Regions from separate parts of the Homo sapiens genome. Here region 1 is linked to region 2. Evidence: read pairs that join two places in POLR2A ChIA-PET (ENCODE). Cell type or tissue: endothelial cell of umbilical vein. All regions are shown on one strand. Each heading gives the region's core, and the rest is flanking DNA. Links, peaks and the distances in the headings are about the cores only.

Region 1 (5,382 bases), core at 297-5,296, 480 kb before region 2:
GGACAGTGGGGAGTTTTACAGAATGAGAAGAGCGCTTACCCCTGACACGGGCGGGGCACTGACGGGGAAAAGACAGTGGGGAGTTTTCTAGGTTGCTAGAAATGTTCCATGTCTTCATCTTGGTTGTGCTACTTGAGTACAAAAACTAACCTGCCTGGGTGTGGTGGCTCATGCCTGTAATCCCAGCACTTTGGGATGCCAAGGTGGGCAGATCACCTGAGATCAGGAGTTTGAGACCAGCCTGACCAACATGGAGAAACCCCGTCTCTACTAAAAATACAAAATTAGCTGGGCGTGGTGGCGCAAGCCTGTAATCCCAGCTACTCGGGAGGCTAAGGAAGGAGAATTGCTTGAACCCGGGAGGGAGAGGTTGTGATGAGCCGAGATCACGCCACTGCACTCCAGCCTGGGCAACAAGAGCAAAACTCTGCCTCAAAAAAAAAAAAAAAAAAAAAAAAAAAAACAACCTACATTTAATATACATGTATTTCATTATGTACAAGTTAAATCTCAATTTTTAAAAAATTAAAAGTTGACAGAAAACTCCCCAAACTGGCTCATCTTTGCTATAGGAGGGTTACTAACTGGCCCCAGCCTTTTAAAAAAAATTATATTTTTATTCTATTAATACCAGCTATTTTAAAAAATTAACAAAGTAGTCAAAGGCCTATTCGTTATTACTCTGATACCATTTACCACCAGGTACATATTTTCATCCTTTTCTGTTATTTGCCATGCATATTGTCATGTTTATTCATAGACTATGAATAAACCTTATTTTAAAAGTTTATAATGCTCAATGTTTGGAAGCTGTCATTGTCTTTAAAGTATAGCTATATTTTTTTAGGTAGTAAACTCATAAATCATTTGACTCTTTCCTGCCTCTCAAGTTTTCTTGGCAATTTCTACCTAGAATTTTGGTAGTTAATCCTATGCTGACTGATAAAATCCTTTGTTGTGATCAGCTGTTATTCAAGTATTTTATTGACATTTAGCTTCTCCCCATGTGTCTTACTTCCCGATAGCTTGTCAACTAGGGATTCAACAGAACGGAGCTGAAGCAGTGCCTTTAACACCCACGAGTGCCCTGAATGTAAACAGTTACTCAATAGTTTACAGAACTGGCAAGGACTATCCTGGGCCATCAACGTCTTTCACACCTAGTCCAAGAATCCCCTCTTCAGCACCCCTAAAGGGCCATGACAGGAAGCTCTATTTGTAAAACATGCACTTGTAAAAATCCTCTGTATCTAGAAATACCTTTCCTTCCATTTCACACCTGGCTTCACACACCTGTAGGAGAAACAAGGCAGGTTCCCCACCCCCCCACCTTTTTTTTTTTTTTTGTAAGTATGGAAACTGAGGCTCAGATTGCTTGAGGGACTTGGCTATGGTCACAAAGTGAATAACTGACAAAGAAAGAAGATGACTCCAGGGCTCCAATGTCTGGTCATCGGTCTTTCCACCTGTATTAGTCCATTCTCACACTGCGATGAAGAACTGCCCAAGACGGGGTAGTTTATAAAGCTAAGAGGTTTAATTGACTCACAGTTCAGCATGGTTGGGGAGGCCTCAGGAAACTCACAATCACAGAGGAGGAGGAAGCAAGGCACCTTCTTCACAAGGCAGCAGGAAGAAGTGCCAAACAAAGGGGAAAGAGCCCTTATAAAACCATCAGACCTTGTAAGAACTCACTATCACAAGAACAACATGGGGGAAACCGCCTCCATGATTCACCTGCCTCCGCTTGATCTCTCCCTTGACACGTGGTGATCACGGGAATGATGGAGATTACAATTCAAGATGAGATGGGTGGAAACACAAAGCCTAACCAGATCACCACCGTACTTCCGCCTTCCAAGTGACTCCCGGGAAAGTTCATCAAACAGCTTGTGTCGAATAGTTTTCTAAATCAAGAACGGCCTGGTCTACATAGAGCTTTCCTTCTCAGTTTTCCATCATCCAGAAACAGGGTCTTCTGCATTCCTGACAGAAGTGTTAGGCAAGACAGGGTCAGGCACAGAGCCTGGACATGGCCACCAGCATCTCACTGCAGCCTGACACCATCCACTAGTACTCCCCAGACATGCTCAGACAGCATTCTCTATTACAGCACAGGGATAAGTGTTAGGCTGAGATTAAGCGGCCCTCCTTAAATTCAAAAGAATAAAAGTAAGTGAGTTTGGCTTGGAATGGCCTTTTCTTAATGCAAATTTGCTTCGGTCCACTGTTGTGTTCTTATGGTGCTTTTAATTCTTCTCGGCAGCCTCTCCAGGAAGGAAGTACCTACCCACACACCAGAAAAATCTAGCACTGTGCTGAAAAGTGTTGACCTTGCAAACAACACAGTCACTACTACTCGTGGCCCCACACAGGAGCTGTATTTTTTTATCCAGTAAGTGTTCCCTGGGTTCTTCAGCACCGGTTTAAGTCCTTCCATTTTAGCAAGATTCCTGAGCACCTCCCTCCACTGCTTAAAACATTTCCACAGCTTGTGTTGAAATGTAAATCAGCAGTAGGTGAGCAGAAGGTCTCAATAAATGTTTATGGAATGAATGACCAGCTCCCATGGTTACAGGATGAAGTCAGCACAGTACCGTGGATAGAGAAGATAGTTCAGTTAGATATGAGATTAAGTCCAGGGATTATCACCAACTAGGTATGAACTGAGGTCCTGAAACAGACAGGCCAGCAAATAGGCCTCAATTTCCTCACTGTCAAATGAGAACAGAAGTACCCAGACCTCGCAGGCACGCGGAGGATTCAGTGGAATTGTGTTAATGTGGATCTTGGCATTGAGTAAAGTGCTACCTCAAGAGTTCTGTTCCCTCCCTTCCAGCATGTCTACCTTGCCACCTCCCTGTGCACACCACACTCCAGGCCCACTGCATGGCCATGCTGTGCCCTCTACCCTCCACCAGGAAAACTCCTACGTCCTCTTCAGGGGTCAGTGACCAGTGCCACCTCTGTGAAGTCTTCCCTACTCCCACTCTTTCTGCTGCTTTCCCTGCCTCTGGGCTACTCCGCCAACCCCTCAATGTGATTACATTATATACTGCATTTGGTTTTCCACTAGACTGAATGCTCCTTGCAAATGGAAACTACACCAGCACCTCTCTGCAATCCCAGCACCTAACGACGTTCTTCACACGTCAGTGGTGCTTGATAACAGGTAACTACCAAAAAAGAAAAGGCACTAGATCAGTGAGACTTGTGTGTGACCGTGTGACTGTGTGATATGATGTGTGTGCGTGCCTGTACGTGTATACGTGTGTGTGTGTGTGACACACAGAAAGATTGATTCGTCTCAATAAATCTCTTTCAGTTTTGAGATACTATTTCAAAAGCCTCAATGTAACTTGGCTCAACACTTCAGTCACTCAAAGAAACTCCATTTCACATCTACATTAACTGAAATTCTTCCTTTGTCACTACGTCACCTACATTCACTTGAGGCAGTACCTGCATTTAGATACCAGCTAACTGTACATAAGCAGTCCCTCAGGTCAGCCCACATGCCCATTCATGAGAAGCCAACCTCCTTCTGGTTCCAGAAACCACAGCCACTAATTCACTTTAAAGACCACACAAGAACAAGGACTTCAAAGCCGATGGCAGCATTTCTGTTGTAAACTCTATCAAATAAAAACTGGCTTATTAATTTTAAATGACTTCAGAGCATTTAAGGAAAAAACATGAGACTGACACAAAGGTTCTGAAACTCATTAGAGCTGGTCTTGAAATCACTGATATATTTAAATTGAAATCTGCTCTTTCTGACAGCTTTTCGTTCAGACATGCTACCATGTGTGTGTCACTACGGTTAAGGTTGGGTGAGCACTTCCATTAAAACCTTCACTTTCACAAGCCTATAATTTAAGAATAAAAATTTGCTCTAGGCTTGACTTCTGCATACAAAAGGTTTCAAATATATATTCCAAAGAATAAAATAAACCTGTCTGAACTGAAAGCTCGGATGCAAAGCATAGTAGATTACCTGTGGTGTGTCTCTGGTTTAGACAAGTTAGAATAAGCTAGGAATTTAGCATTGAAGATTTCCATTCTAGACCATAAAGCTTCAAAACAGAGAAAGGTTAGTAATGTCATGTTATAAGCAAGGTAAACTTAAAACCAATTTATTCCAGAATCCTCAAGATCATCCTTATCTCCCGAACTCTTCACATCCAGTTTGTCACCAGATCCTGTCAATTCTACCTGCAGGTACTTCTCGGATTCACCAGGCTAAGTAGTCTTATGGCCTCCAAACCGTCCACCTCCCTGCCGCTGGGGTTGTCATTAAGCAAGCAACCAAACCAGTGCCAGTCTGACCATGTGCCCCTACAGGATAAGATCCCAACTACCTGGCAAGGCTTGCTGGAGGCTCTTCAGGACCTAGTCCTCTCCCTCTCACCGTGAACAGGCCTTTCTGTTTCATCTTCTTGCCTTTTACATCCAATACAGGGACTTTGCTTTCCAACATCATAGGAAGGTGCTCACATCCAGCTTCAGGTTAATTACATCAGAAGAATGATTGTACTTAAAAAACATATTTATATTCATGATAGCTCAGCTACATTCACAAGTCTGTCACAGAGGGTAGATTGTAAATATGGAAACTGAGGCTCAGAGCATCCGAGTGGCTTCAGCACGTATCACACAAAGAGAACTGCTAAAGCAGCAGCCACTTGATCCCAACTTTGGCGGGAGCCACAGGCACTACAGGCAACCCTGGGAGATTCAGGCGACAGACTCATAGGAGCAGCTCCTGCTGGAAATCCACAACAGGCTTCTCAGCTCCAGGGCTGTGCCCTCTGAGAGGCAAAGGCTGCTCTTCTCAAGTTCTTCCATACATGCCCTTCTCACCCCCAACTCCAGACTGCTGCTGACCTATTTCCTCCAACCAGACAACTTTGCCTTTCAAGCCCCACTCAGGTATCACCTGACTGCCCCAAGCTTCACAGAGATCAGACAACAGAGCACTGCCTCAGTTTACCACTTTTGCTCGTCAACATTTCCTGTTTGTTTTCCTTCAATTTCCAATGATAAACTTCTAGAAGGCAAGGACCTCATGTTGATTTTATATCTCCTTATAGTACCTATGACCGAACCACAGGAGAAGCATTCAGCAAAACTCATTACATATATATTCTGAAATACATATATTTATATATAAATATAGAAAACATATCTATGTATTAAATATATAAACATATTTATATTTTTATATATACATATATAAATATGTAAGTATATATAATACATATTTATATATTTATATGTATTTATATTTTTATACATATAAATATATGTATTTATATTTTTATACATATAAATGTATGTATTTATATTTTTATACACATAAATGTATGTATTTATATGTAT
Region 2 (5,382 bases), core at 287-5,286:
ATTAAAATCCTGAGGCAGGTTAAATATAACTAATAAAATAGAATTAGGTTTATAAAACTTGAGGTTGTAACACACTTCATATTTAGAATATTTTTATTCTCAATTTTCCAAGGGACTGTTACCCACATTTTGATTTATTATAAAAATCTGTCTTCTCTTTTAACTTTTTCTTTTTCTTTTTTTCTTTCTTTCTTTTTTTTTTTAGAGCAGGGTCTGGCTCTCACCCAGGCTGGAGTGCAGTGGTGTGATCACAGTTTACTGCAACCTCCCCCTCCTGGGCTCAAGTGATCCTCCCACCTCAGCCTCCCAAGTAGCTGCGACTTTAGACACACACCACCACACCTGGCTAATTTTTGTAATTTTGTAGAGATGTTGCCCAGGCTGGTTTGGAACTCCTGAGCTCAAGCGATCCTCCCACCTCAGCCTCCCAAAGTGCTGGATTACAAGCATGAGCCACCACGCCCAGCCTCTTTTAATTTTTAATTTCTAGCATGTTATTTTGGAGACATTATTGCATTGAGTGAACTAGTATTTGTTGAGTATCTACTTCGTACATGGCCCTCAGCTAAGTGCCAATGTGCTCCCTAGGGCTGTGACTCCTTTTGATACCCGGTGTACCTCCCCATTATCTACTTGGCAGCCCTGCATTCCGGTAGGCACCAGAGGCAAGATATTTAATATTCCTTCTGCCCACTCAGTGAATTTTCTCCCCCAGGTTCCAGGAAATCGTGAGCAGACACTGCAAAATTGGCCTCATTCTGAAGGGTGATGCTTTTCATCCCTAGCTTAGAATGGACAGACTTTAGGACTTTGAACCCAGATACACACAAAACACTTATATTTTACATCAGAGAGCAACATGGCACCACCCTCTGGCAGTGTGAAAATTTGGTTCTGTTGATTATTTCCCTTAATAAAGGAAGATCTTCATCTGAGCTTTGGAAATCACTTCCCCTTGCCTGGAGATTCTGTTGTGAGAACATTTTTAATAATAAGATTTGACCAGCATTTGGTTGAACATATTGTGAATTGCTAGAGTCATAGACATGCCCAAGTCATATTATAACTGTAAAGAAAGCTCCAAAGCCCCATCTAATTTCATAAAAGCTATTCACTGTTTGTTAGTATCTGATTCTTCCTCATTAGCATGGGTCATCATCAACTTGACTCAAATCTGTGCTAACATGCCACACTGGAGAATGTGTGAGGGGAGGCTGCTTCTTTCCTGGAACGGGAGAGCCTAACAGCAACCGCCAGGGTCAAGCTGCAGCATTTGTTCTTTTTATAGTACAAGAACTTTGTTTCTTCATCATAGCAAATTGTTCTTAATGGGTGTATTTTGCAATTCTTTCTCTTAACATTTAGATTATTCCATATGTTTATGTCGATTTTTAAACTGAACAGAATGACATTGCCAAAGAACTTACCATTTTAAGTTGTATTATGGCAGTGTTATTATTATTATTATTATTAATTATTATTATTTTCAGACAGGGTCTGGCTCTGTCACCCAGGCTGGAGTGCAGTGGCGTGATCTTCAGCCTCTGCCTCCCAGGCTCAAGTAATTCTCCCACCTCAGCCTCTTGAGTAGCTTTCCAGCTACTACACGCACCACCATACCCAGCTAATTTTTTTTGTATTTTTGGTAGAAATGGAGTCTTGCTATATTGCCCAGGCTGGTCTAGAACTCCTGGGCTCAAGCAATCCACCTACCTCGGCCCCCCAAAGTGCTGGGATTACAGATGTGAGCTACCACACCTGGCCTATATTCTTTACTTTCTGAATTGTATCTACTGTTGCTATCAGAAATTGTAAAAAGTAAAGAGAAAACTAACCAGTAGCATTCCTTATTTTTAAATTTTGTTGAGGAAAATGCTTTTTCTTAACCTCATTCTTGCTGATGCTTCTAAGATATATAAAATGTTTGTAGTTTAAAAATAAGGCTTAGGGTTTTGATCACTCACTCAACAGTTGGCTGTGGTATCTGTTTTTTTGAGATGGAGTTTCACTCTTGTCACCCAGGCTGGAGTGTAGTGGCGTGATCTCGGCTCACTGCAGCCTCCACCTCCTGGGTTCAAGTGATTCTCCTGCCTCAGCCTCCCAAGTAGCTGGGATTACAGCCACCCACCACCATGCCCAGCTAATTTTTGTATTTTTAGTAGAGACGGGGTTTCATCATGTTGCCCAGGCTGGTCTCCAACTCCTGACCTCAGGTGATCCACCTGCTTCAGCCTCCCAACGTGCTGGGATTACAGGCATGAGCCACCAAGCCTGGCCAGCTGTGGTATCTATGTGAAACTCTCCATATATATGTATATACAACATATATATTTGAACGTACATTATATACATATGTGTATATAAAACTGTTATAGGGACTATCATTATGATAAGTGTTTTGAATGACTGAGCTAACAACTGAATGAAATTGTACATCTTTTCTTTTCATATGACTTTTCAATGCAGATTCCAGAACAGTTTGGTCCAATACGGACAGTGGCCGAGGGGAAAGGCGATGTGATCTTGATTGGCACAACTCGAAACTTTGTCCTGCAGGGCACTCTGTCAGGGGACTTCACACCCATTACTCAGGTACGATCCCACTCAGCAGGCCCGGCAAACACTCTCATTTTGCATTATATCAGACCCTAATCAAGCATTACAATCAGGTGCTTTATACTACGATAACCTTCCTCCACCCCAGAGTGTCTGTGGCTGCTGAAAGATGGGAGGAGAGAAACTGTTGAGAGCAGTTATGAAGTCAGCATGAAGCCTCGGTTCGTCATCCCTTACGGCTCCTGAGTGCGAACTGTAGTATCTCAGAGCGCTTCTGTTTGTCTTGGTTATTTGTAGGGTCACACTGATGAGCTCTGGGGACTGGCCATCCATGCCTCAAAATCTCAGTTCTTGACCTGTGGGCATGACAAGCATGCCACTCTCTGGGACGCTGTGGGTCACCGTCCCGTCTGGGACAAAATAATAGAGGTAAACATGCACATTACATTTCCATTTTTCTTACAGAAATTCATCTGGAACATGTTTATTTATTTTTTGCATGAAATCAACAGTGATACAAAGTTGTCCCAAAGCAAATGTTATTTATCTATTTAGAGTTGCCTTAACATTGCAATTGCATTTAACAGTGTTACTTTTAACATTGCCTCGTGGCCTCAGCCATGTAATTTTGAAGTTTACTGTTGAAATTTTCTGACAAGAAGTTGTTCTTTCTGAGTTCATTGTCAGATTTTCTGAGTACAGTCTCTCAACCATCCTAAGAGCTGAAAAATACTTGTTATGAGCCTGCATTCTATTTACAGTGTACCCTTTGAATGGGAATTTACAAGCTGTACTAAACACACGATTGAATATATCTCTACATTTTGAGTTTGATGGTAAAGTGAACTTTCGTTTGAAAGTCAGCTGGGCACGGTGGCTCATGCCTGTAATCCCAGCACTTTGGGAGGCCAAGGCAGGCAGATCACCTGAGGTTGGGAGCTCGAGACCAGCCTGACCAACATGGAGAAACCCCGTCTCTACTAAAAACACAAAATTAGCCGGGCATGGTGGTGCATGCCTATACTCCCAGCTCCTTGGAAGGCTGAGGCAGGAGAATTGCTTGAACCCGGAAGGTGGAGGTTGCAGTGAGCCAAGATCACGCCATTGCACTCCAGCCTGGGCAACAAGAGCAAAATTCTGTCTCAAAAAAAAAAAAAAAAAAAAAAGTCAACATCTCTGTGAATTTTGCAAAAGAAACTCTGATGACCTGTCAGAGTGTTGAAATGCCCTTTCCCCACGTGTATTACTTGAGCACTGACTGTTTGCATGCCAAGCACTGTGCGTGTATTATCCTTAATCCCTGTAGCAGCTCTGCAGGTTGAAGAGGTTTTTTTTTTAACTCTGATTTTATTGAATAGGAAATTGAGGTGTAGAGAAGTTAAATAACTTGCCAAGGTCACTAAGTTAGTGAGTGACCTAGCTAGTGTTAGAACCCAGCTCAGTCTGACTCCTAAACTCTGGTTCTTTCCACTGCATTGCACTGCAGCGAATCGGAAGCTCATTCTCTGTTGCCGGTGCCCTAATGATCTGTGCAATCCCATTGCACAGAGGAAATAGCCCTTCTGTAAACCAACACATCATCCTTTCATCCCCCATAGAGTTACTGGCATGTCCCAGGTGCTAGGTTCAAGTTTTGGCTCCCTTCCCTTCATTTTCACGGAAGGGGTGCTGGTCACTGGTGGCCAGCTGAGCCGTGAGGTGGAAGGGCCCAAGGGGCAGGCACTGCCACTCAGAGAGCAGGTGTGGCCCGTGATGGCAGGAAAGGGCTAAAGGGAACAGTGTTATATGTTCTACCTATGCCCTGGTGGTCCAGGAGGGCTGAAGGCAATGACAGCTCCTTTACCAGGCTGTTAATCATTTAGCCTAACATAAGGGTTGGAGCTCTAAGCTGGAAGCCAGGGAACTGCAATGAAGTTCTAGCTCCTCTGCCTACTGGCCTTGTGACCTTGGACATCTGTAACTCAGTGTCCACTTCTCAAAATTGTTACGAGGCTTAGATGAATGACACAGACAGAAGTGCTTTGTAAATGGTAAAGCTTCAAGTGAACACGATTTCTGTTTGTGTATTAGTGGCAGCTCTGAGCTTAATTACAGCTCCCACTGTAGAAAGAAAGCATTGAAATAATGTAATCATATATCAAGTTTCTTTCTCTTGGTTTTTTAGATTATCCAGTGGATCTCAGGGCCTCCTATTTTCATTCCCATTGCTACTTTTCTTCCTGATCTTCCTTAATCTCTTCTCTCTTCATCCTAAACACTCCTGCAAAGTGCCCTTTATCTAAAACACATGTTCAATCATGTCACTCTTTTTATTGAAAGGACAAGACCATTCAAAGTGTTCTTATTTCCTAGTGATCAAAGTCCTTACCATGGCAGTGACATCACTAATGTGATATACTCTGTGCTGTAAGCCCATTGACCTATCTGCCACTCCTCAAATATGCCCACAGCTGTGTTGCTTCCATCACTTTTACTATATTACTGCCCCCTTCACCATGGTCCAAAAAACGACTGGAGTGGCCACATCTCACCTTCACCAGTGATAATTCTTCCTCTCCTGGGAGGCCCAAGTCCAGTCGTCTGTACCGCGAAGCCTTGGCCCAGCTTCCCAGTGTCACCTCATCCCTCCCTCCCCTGTGTATCTCTTTCATGGATCTCTTTCATGGATCATTCCATCTTGTATCCGAGTTAGTGATGACTGTGTGTGTGTTCCACTGGATCAAAACCTAGAACATGCCTTGCTCATCTCATGATCCTTCCAGGCCTCCATAGTGTTTTGCACCCAGTGGGCACTCACCCAGTCTCCGTGTCATGGAGTTGGGTGCC

What was found. ChIA-PET counts read pairs that join two places held together with the same protein. Peaks named below come from ENCODE experiments on the same cell type or tissue, not always from the same donor. Only the 100,000 strongest peaks of a DNase experiment are listed, where the experiment ranks them.
Region 1: POLR2A ChIA-PET joins it to region 2 with 6 read pairs; 2 of 35 experiments call an interaction of 5 or more read pairs at or near these places.

The regions. Positions count from the first base shown.
Region 1 is chr14:99,434,414-99,439,795 of GRCh38, forward strand. The region is part of intron 6 of SETD3 (SET domain containing 3, actin N3(tau)-histidine methyltransferase); the gene reads right to left. Among named protein-coding and RNA genes, the nearest start is that of SETD3, 44 kb to the right of the region's middle. In endothelial cell of umbilical vein, for the core only: no CTCF peak of the experiment used is centred there; a DNase peak (open chromatin) is centred at 2,438; H3K27ac peaks cover 405 bases.
Region 2 is chr14:99,911,713-99,917,094 of GRCh38, forward strand. EML1 (EMAP like 1) reads left to right here. Exons shown (of 22, transcript NM_004434.3): 14 at 2,467-2,592; 15 at 2,854-2,985. Among named protein-coding and RNA genes, the nearest start is that of EML1, 120 kb to the left of the region's middle. In endothelial cell of umbilical vein, for the core only: no CTCF peak of the experiment used is centred there; no DNase peak of the experiment used is centred there.